Regions from separate parts of the Mus musculus genome. Here region 1 is linked to region 2. The links are chromatin loops, found by intact Hi-C in ENCODE. Cell type or tissue: heart. All regions are shown on one strand. Links, peaks and the distances in the headings refer to the core of each region. The heading gives the core; the rest is flanking DNA. Region 1 overlaps Mobp (myelin-associated oligodendrocytic basic protein). Region 2 holds the start of Slc25a38 (solute carrier family 25, member 38).

What was found. Peaks named below come from ENCODE experiments on the same cell type or tissue, not always from the same donor. Only the 100,000 strongest peaks of a DNase experiment are listed, where the experiment ranks them.
Region 1: a loop joins it to region 2, with 7 times the contacts of the local background. A loop is called at or near these places in 3 of 42 quality-filtered maps.

The regions. Positions count from the first base shown.
Region 1 is chr9:120,169,173-120,173,561 of GRCm38, forward strand. Mobp (myelin-associated oligodendrocytic basic protein) reads left to right here. Exons shown (of 4, transcript NM_001039365.3): 4 at 1-206. Among named protein-coding and RNA genes, the nearest start is that of Mobp, 22 kb to the left of the region's middle. In heart, for the core only: a CTCF peak has its summit at 2,307 (motif pointing left); no DNase peak of the experiment used is centred there; H3K27me3 peaks cover 706 bases.
Region 2 is chr9:120,108,224-120,112,612 of GRCm38, forward strand. Slc25a38 (solute carrier family 25, member 38) reads left to right here and starts at 2,159. Exons shown (of 7, transcript NM_144793.2): 1 at 2,159-2,349. The coding sequence starts at 2,221. In heart, for the core only: a CTCF peak has its summit at 2,075 (motif pointing right); DNase peaks (open chromatin) are centred at 2,238 and 2,598; H3K4me3 peaks cover 1,260 bases; H3K27ac peaks cover 1,197 bases.

The DNA of each region.
Region 1 (4,389 bases), core at 296-4,295, 61 kb after region 2:
CAAACTGGAGAAGGATGGCCAGAGAGGAACTTACCCATCTGCTCTACCTCGGGTAGACCAGTTTCCTTTCTTCTTTTTGAGACAGAGACTCACACTGTAGTTCAGGCTAGCCCAGATCTTACTCCGTATCTAAGGTTGACTTCAAACTTATAAAAATCTTACTGCTTTAAATTCCCAAATGCTTGGATTAAAGGTGTGAACTGCAATGCTTGGTGGTGACTTCCTCTTCTTTCTCTTCCTCCTCCTCTCCCTCCTTCCCCCCTCTGTCTCCCCCCCTCTTCTTCTTTATAGACTTTATTTTTTGGTTCAGTTTTAGGTCCACAGAGAAACTGAGGGAAAGATAGAAACTTCTATTCCCTGCCCCGCACACAGAGTAGGCAGCATTTTACTCCTCGGAGGTAGATCTGTGTAGTGGGTCCACAGCGAGCACTGGTTCACATCCTTTTCACTCTGCCACTCAGCCCCTGCGCAGCTTTAGAGAACCCCCGTGAGAATCTCACGCATGGTTCTTTCAGACAGCAAAGATGCAAGAACAATTGATTTACCCAGCCAAGGAACTAACTGGCTGCTGCTCACTAGACCTCAGTACCTTAGAGAGGTGTATCCAGGCTGACTGATCACTAAGTCCCTCCAAGGGACTGGAGTAAAAAAGCTGGCTCAGCTGGCTAACTTCTGACATACAGAAGTGCCCAGAAAATGGAGGGGGCTGAGGATATTCATTTTGTACAGAAGAGGCAGTCCTTCATAGGAAGCTAAGCGATGCCTCTGGGTGGTTAGGTTCAAGCTGTAACTGGACGTTCTCTCAGTCACTCTTTGGGTATCAGCTAAGGTGTTTCCGCTGGCTGTGCCCTATGTCCCTGGGAACGTAGGACCAGCTTCCTACCAGCCTGCACCTCTCATGCACCCCGAGTCCCACCCAATACACAAGCTCCCTTCTCAGAATCTCAGAGGTCCTAAGGTAATATACTAGAATAGATATTTTACCACTGCATCGTTTATTTCGTTTATTGATCTGACTATTTCAAATCAGAGGCGTAGGAGGCACATTAATGGGAGCAGTTTAATCAGGGCAGCTAGTCAGACATTTAGAAAGGGTTAAAAAGGTTTTCAGAAGCTGCCCGAAGTCAGATCTGACGCTGTTCCTCAGGTAGTGTGTTGACGAATCAAACGGTTCAGACAAAGGTCTTTTTTTTGGATCAATAATAACTCCTTAGAAAAGGCCCTCTTCCTGGACCGGAGAATATCTGTCTTAGAAATGAATGGGCTTGGTTTTCAGCATCCCAGTGGAGGGCAGAAGCATCTCTCTTTTGATGGGAGGTGGTCATGGCATGTCCCTCTGGGTTTATTACTTCCGGTGTCTTTAAGATTTGGGATTTGATGCCAGGATTCTAAGATTGTGGAGCTGCTACCGTAAGAGATCAGCTCCACAGCCCGGAGAAATGAGGCCACGTAACTAAAAAGTACCTTTTCTCAACTTCAATGTCCACTGTTCCTATGACTGGTAAAACCAAAAGGATAATTTACTTTAGTACGTTGATTTTATCTATGGTGATTTAACTTACTCTAGCTTTTTGTGGGTGGAGTCTGGGATTTTAGACATCATACTCATGTCTTTCAGTACAGACAGTTGTGCGTTTTCTGTTTCAACCCGTTTACCTATGTGTGTATGTTTTGAATTGCTATCTTGCTAAAAGCACGTCTTGAGATATGGCTTAGTGTCTTCAGGCTTTATTGTCAAGCTAGAGGATGGCCCCAGATGTGTTTTAGAAGACTCACAGAAGCTCCAGTGGCTGCTAGCATCTCTATGGCAGCGACTGCCAACCGTTAGATGTTAGATGAACATCACCCTGGTGTTCCATGAGAAATACGCACTGGAGTCCTTGGATTCAATTTATGTGATAAATCCAACTCTGCTGTGCAGGTCGAGCCAGCCTGTTCTTGGAGGGAGCCTACGCTCCCACAGTGATCTTCTGTGAGTGGATTTAGGGCGCTTGCTTCTCCAGCCTCACACAGTCCTAGGCTGTTCGTTTCTTCCGATCTCCTAGGTGGGAAATCTTTGTAACTTCAAACTTTCAAAGCTACTTTCAAAGAGTGAGATCAGGGTGGATTACAGATGATTGACCCTCGTGGGCTTCCATCCTTCAACCCTCCTGTTTGGTTAGGACAATGGTGTTTGATATCTCCTGGAAGCCAAACCTTCTTCTCTTGCATCTAAGGAGTTGCCATTATCCTCAGTTTAGGGAGTTCTGCTCCCTAAACTGTGCTAGCTGACCCCACATTTCTTTCTGAGCAGGTGCTGCCCTCTGCTGGGCACGGATTTATAGACCTGTTTGTCTTCCTCCCAGGACTGTGCGTAAATAAGGCTCAGGCAATCTCACACCCATCTCTCTAGCTTACACTCAGCTCAGGGCTTGACTGATGTTGATGGCTGAATGGGACCAAACAATTTACCTCACAGTCTGACTCAGCAGAAGGTGGACGGCTTCAGCATCGGGTTTGAGTCCACACTTTTTGATAAACTTGTAACCAGTGCGTGTCTGGGCCCACCTATTAGTAATACATTTACTAAATATTGCTTATCTTTTTAAATGTAGTTCATTCCCTAACAAATTAGAGACATGTCAACCTGGTCAGGATTTTATAAGAGTTCATATATACAGATGTGCGCACGGTTGCATTTAAGTCTGCGGTATCAGTCACTGCTCTCACTGATGTGACGGGCTATCTGGGCAAACACGTTAGGAAGGCTCATTCTGTTTAATGTATACAGGAGCTCTGTTTTTATGCATACCAGACGAGGGAATCAGATTCTATTACAGATGGTTGTGAGACACCATGTGGCTGTTGGGAATTGAACTCAGGACCTCTGGAAGAGCAGTAGGTGTCCCTAACCACTGAGCCATCTCTCCAGTCCTGGAAGGATCATTTTGACTCACAGTTTGAAGGGACACAGGCCACCATGGTGAGCAAAGAGTGGTGGCAAGAACCTGAGGTGGCAGGTGATATGGCACCCGCAGTCAGGCAGCAGAGAGGTGACCGCTGGTGCTCAGCTAGCTTTCTCCTTCCTATTCAGTCCCTGGCCCTGAGACCAGGGTCTGTTGTCCCTCACATTCCAGCCGAGTCTTCTCCGCTCACTTAAACCTTTCTGCGAACTTGTCCACAAACACAGAGATGTGTTTCCTTGGTGACCCTAAATCCAGGCAAGTTGACAATAAAGAGCAAGAGAAAGTGAGCTGAACACCAGCGCTTACCTCTCTGCTGCCTGACTGTGGATGGCATGTGACCTGCAGAGCCTCAGGTCCTTGTCACAAGTAATAAAATGTTTTTGTTTCTGTTCTAAGAGCAGGATATACTTATGCTAGCTTTGTGTTCTTCTGGGTCCCTTACCACCAGTAGCCAGAAAACCAAATATTATTATGCATGGAAACAGGGATATATATATATATATATCTCCTTTCCTATGCTCAGTTCAGGAAAAAAAGAAATCAACATATCAGTTTTGCCCAGAGATTAAAAGAGTTGAGAAAGCTGGATTTCTAAGGAGAAAAAACAAAACAAAAAAACAAAACAAAACAAAAAAATCATCTCAAGTGGTTCACTCAGAGCTCAGCAGTTAAAAGCCCTTCTTGCTCTTGTAGGACCTGAGTTCAGTTCCCAGCACCTACATGGTGGCTTACAACTCTATAACTTTAGTTTTAGCGCCCTCTTCTGGAACCTGTGAGAACTGCATGCACATGGTGCACATAGACACACACAGACACACAGACACACACAGACACACAGACACACACAGACACACAGACACACACAGACACAGACACACACACACACACACACACACACACACACACACACACACACACAGAGTAAACACATCTTTTTAAAATGCCCGTGAAGTCACTGTTGTTCTAAGTGCTCTGCAGGAAGTGGACACCACCTACCAATTCATAAATCTTTCTTTTTCTCTCTATAAATCAGATTGAGGAGGAGGAGCAGGTCAACCCCAAGGAAGAAGTGACCGAGAAGGGACTTCTTGTGAATGGACAGCCTCTGCCTGTGGACTCACTGCTTCCCGCAACCCATCTGCTCTCAGACGAATTATCTGACCTCAAGTATGATGCAGGAGTGGACGCCTGCTGATGTAACAACCACAGATGCCCTCAGTCCCCATGGTGTGGGAGCCTTAGGGCAGCCTTCCTGGAGGTGAGAAGGGGGCTCTTCGTGTCGTACTCTAGCCACGGAGTCCTGGAAGGATCTCTTGTGCTCCAGAGCTCAGGGAACGGGTCTTTTGGTTTCATCTGGAGCCCCTTTCTCTCTGGCAGGTGCACGCTTCCTCAGGGTCTTTGGCAAAGGTGATTGCAGAGCTAATCCACACACATTCCTCCTTCT
Region 2 (4,389 bases), core at 245-4,244:
GGGCCACCGGACGCACCGCTCCAAGAAAGTCAGCGCTGGATGTCCTGACCTCAAGATGTACCCTGATACCACCAAGTTCCTGCTTCCCCTTGTAGTCGCCAAAAGAAAAATTTCCCCTGCCCCATCCCTCCTGTTGAGAAGTACTTCCTCTCTTTCTGCTGCCCCATCCCTCCTGCTGAGGTGCATTTCCTCTGCCCCATTCCTCCTGCTGAAAGGCACTTCCCCTTTTGCTTGTGTATTTAAACCTTGGGCCTGGCTAATACATTTTGGGGTCTTGATACAACTTCAGAACAGTTTCCGTGTCGTTACTCGTACAAGACCCTCGTCTCTCTCTACCCCCCATTTGGTTCTTAGGAGGAGGTCCCCTCGAGACCCTCGAATAACTGGACCTGCTGGACGGGTCACTGCCATATGCTGTGGACTGGTATTCATGCTTTGGTTGGCTTGCAAATTCAGAACCCAACAAAAATGTGACAAGGTGATTGATTATAACTCAAGCACTTTTAGCCATTGAAAATGGCACCTCCCCTGAAGTTTGGTTATCTATGCTCAAGAATTAGTCGGCTTCTGAGTCCTCTGCTCTTGCACCCCACGGATTTATGGATCCATTGCACTGGGATGAGAGAGACTCAACGATCATTGATCAGCCCTTGCACACTGCTGAGGTTTCCTCATTGCACGAGGTAGGGTGATCATGATTTGCCCTTCTAAATCCTTCTTGATCGTTTTGTGCTGAGGAAGTGCAAGACTAGATCATCGGATTAGGCCTTTTTCTATTAAATAAAAAAGGGGGAGATGTGGGAAGCCAATAAACACCATTACAAGATGGCGCTGGTTTCAATAAGCTGACGCCCATGAATATGGGTAAACAACCAATGTGTGCATGTTCAGTAGAGTTTTTTTGCTGAGTCACGACCTGGCCCCGAGGCATGTAAATGAGGTACTGAAAGCATAACCAATTGGGTGTAGACATGCCTGTCCTAGGCCTATATAAGCAGCACTGGTTTTTTGGGCTCGGGGTCTTTCGCTTTTGCTTTCACTATCAAGCTCTCCCAATAAACGTGTGCAGAAGAATCCTGTTGTGGCGTCCTTCTTGCTGTCGAGTCGGGCGTCTACAAACACCTTTAATCCTAGCATTTGGGAGGCAGAGGTAGGTGGATTTCTGAGTTCAAGGCCAGCCTGGTCTACAGAGTGAGTTCCAGGACAGCCAGGGCTATATAAAGAAACCCTGTCTCAAGAAAAAAGAAAAACCTTGTCTTGAAAAACTAAACAACAGAACAAAATAAACATATAAAAAGCATAAAGACAAGGCTTGAGAGCCTGGGTTAGAGCACTTGTAGAGGACCTGAGGTTGGTTTCCAGCACCCAGACAGGGCAGCTCAGGACTGCCTGTGAGCTTCTGGCCTCTGCAAGAAGCTACATTCACACGTACATACCCACACATACAACTAAAAATAAGTCAGGCATGGTATACACGCCTTTAATCCCAGCACTTGGGATTAAAGAGGCAGGTGGAGCTCTACGAGTTCAAGGTCAGCCTGGTCTCCACACAGAGAGACACAGGGGTAGCTAGTGAGTTCCAGGTAGCCAGGGCTATACAGAGAAACCCTGTCTTGAAAAAATAAAAATAAAGAAAACAAAAAAGAAGAAATGTGAATTGTATTTTTAAAAATTTGTGTCTAAAGAGAAGGCATTCATCCTGCTTCAGTTCTTTTTCTTTTCTTTTCTTTCCTTTCCTTTTTCTTTTTCTTTTTGAGACAGGGTTTCTTTGTATAGCCCTGGCTGTCGTGGAACTCTGTAGACCAGGCTGGCCTTGAACTCAGAAATCTGCCCGCCTCTGCCTCCCAAGTGCTGGGATTAAAGGCGTGTGCCTCTACTGCCCGGCGGTCCTTCAGCTCTTAAATAAATTAAATACAATTAAAACTCAGCCAGTCACCCATTTCAAAAAGCGCTTTAAGAATAAATAAATAAATAAATATATTTAATAAGAAAAATATTTAAAAAAAAAAAAGCGCCGAGCAGAAGGCTCTGCAACTGAGAATCACGGACCCTGCAGTTTTAAGTGCAGCCACCAGGTGGCGATGAGATCTCGTCGCCGGATACGCTATGTCACCGGAAGCGGGATCTCACCTTTTTCCTTCTGCTTTCCCCTCCCCCGGAAACATCGAGCCGCTTGTCTCGGGTAATGAGACCTGAGGCCGGGCGGGCAGGCGGGGAGGGATGGGCGTGAGCGCGGAGCCCCGGAGCCTCTCAGTCGCCGGGGCCGGGCTCGCGTCCCCAGTGATCGAGAAGGCACGCTCGGCGCTGCTGCAGTCGCAGGATGTAGAGGACACGGTGGAGACGCTCATGGTGAGTTCGTGGGAGCAGGGGGACCGGGACGGGAGCGGCATTGTGGGGCAGGGGACAGTGCTTCGAGAACATTCTAGTTCTAGAATATTCTAACGGCAACTGATGAGAGCGCCTCGGGGCACCTCGAGCCGCCCGCCGCAGGACACCTTCCCTGACCGGCTTCCCTGCAGGCTTCTGCCTTAGCTTTCGGGGTTCACCAAGGCCACGCCCTTCCGTCGGGTTGGCTGCGCTGCCGGGCTGCCATTGGTGGAGACGGGGGCGGGGCGGGGCGGAGTCTCTTGCTGCCAACCATAAACGGAGGTGGGGCTGTGCAGGGCGGGCCCGGGCTGGGATGTGCCTCAGTGGGGCGAGGATGCATGGCTTTGGGGGATGAATATCTTTTAAAAATTCTTGTTTTTTTGAGTCGGGGCCTCACTGTGTTTCAGATAGGGCTGAAACTCGCTATTTAAACCAGGCTGGCTCCGAAGTGCTAAAGGAGTGTGCTCCCCTATGTCTGGAGCTTTTTGGAAGTCTTTAAAAGATAACCGCTGTGGCTCCCAGGACCATGTCTTTCAAAACTGCATACTTTTTTTCTCTCTGGCCCGCCATCTTTCCCTTTTTGATGTGTGTTGGACGTAGACATTTTGTTGTTTTTCTTTTTGCTGTGGGGTGGTAGAAATTGTGGTACTATTTGGCTGTTGAAATGCTGCTTACTCCCATCGTGTTTTGCGTAGTACGATTTGCTCATTGTGCTTTTAGTGTTTATTTTTATCTATGTGTGTTGGGGGTAGGTGCACAAGAGTGCAGATGCCGAAGAAGGCCAAAAGAGAACGTTGGTATCTCCTGGAGCTGGAGCTGTGAGCACCCCTTTCTGTATGGGTGCTGGGAACCTTATGGTCCCTCTGGAAGAATACACTTTGGACTAGTCTCTAGCCCTTACTGGTTGTTTTGATCTATTCTCACACTTAAAAAATTGGAATATTCAGCTTTCTTTAAGTCGTGTATAATAAGGTATGCTACTAAAATAAATCGAAACTTGAAGTTGGAGGTGTGGCCTTTCAGGAAAGCACCTTCGTCTCCATCACTATAAGAAAACTAAGCTCGCTGGGTGGTGGTGGCACACATCTTTAATCCCAGCACTTGGGAGGCAGAGGGAGGTGGCCAGCCTGTTCTACAAAGTGAGTTCTGGGACAGCCAGGGCTATAAGAGCACCGACTGCTCTTCCGAAGGTCCTGAGTTCAAATCCCAGCAACCACGTGGTGGCTCACAACCATCCGTAATGAGATCTGACGCCCTCTTCTGGTGCATCTGAAGACAGCTACAGTGTACTTACATATAATAACAAATAAATCTTAAAAAAAAAAAAAAGAAAAAGAAAGAAAAAAAGAAAACTAAGCTCAGGACCCAGCATGGTGGCTCATGAAGAGGCAGGCTATGTGACATGAGACTGTCAAAGCAAGCACAACAGACCCACAAAATCTACTCTCACAGGATATGCTGTAAGCATACAAAGGTCACAGCGCTGGTCAGGCTACCTGCTTTTTTTTTTTTTTTTTGTAGATTTTGATTTATTAGAATTGATGTTGAGAGGTGGTGGTGGTACCTTTAATCCCAGAATTCCAGCACTCAGAGACCGGTGAATCTCTTGAGTACAAGGCCAGCCTGGTCTACAGAGCCAAAGCCAGTAGAAAAACACGGCCTCCCCGGGCATGGTGGCACAGGCCTTTAATCCCAGCACTCAGGAGGCAGAGGCTGGCAGATTTCTGAGTTCGAGGCCAGCCTGGTCTACAAAGTGAGTTCCAGGACAGCCAGGGCTATACAGAGAAACCCTGTCTCAAAAAACAAAAAAACAAAACAAAAAAACCAAAAACCCCAAAAAAACCCACCCCAAAATTAAAACAAAACAAAACAAAACAAAAAAAACCTTATCGTCTCAAAAACAAAAACAAACAAAAAACTGTTGGCTCTTCTTGTCGATTCAATGATTATTGGGCCAGTGATGTTCTCAGTCACTGTGCTGTGAAGATAAGACATTTAAAAAGCAATTTCTGCCATCAGGAG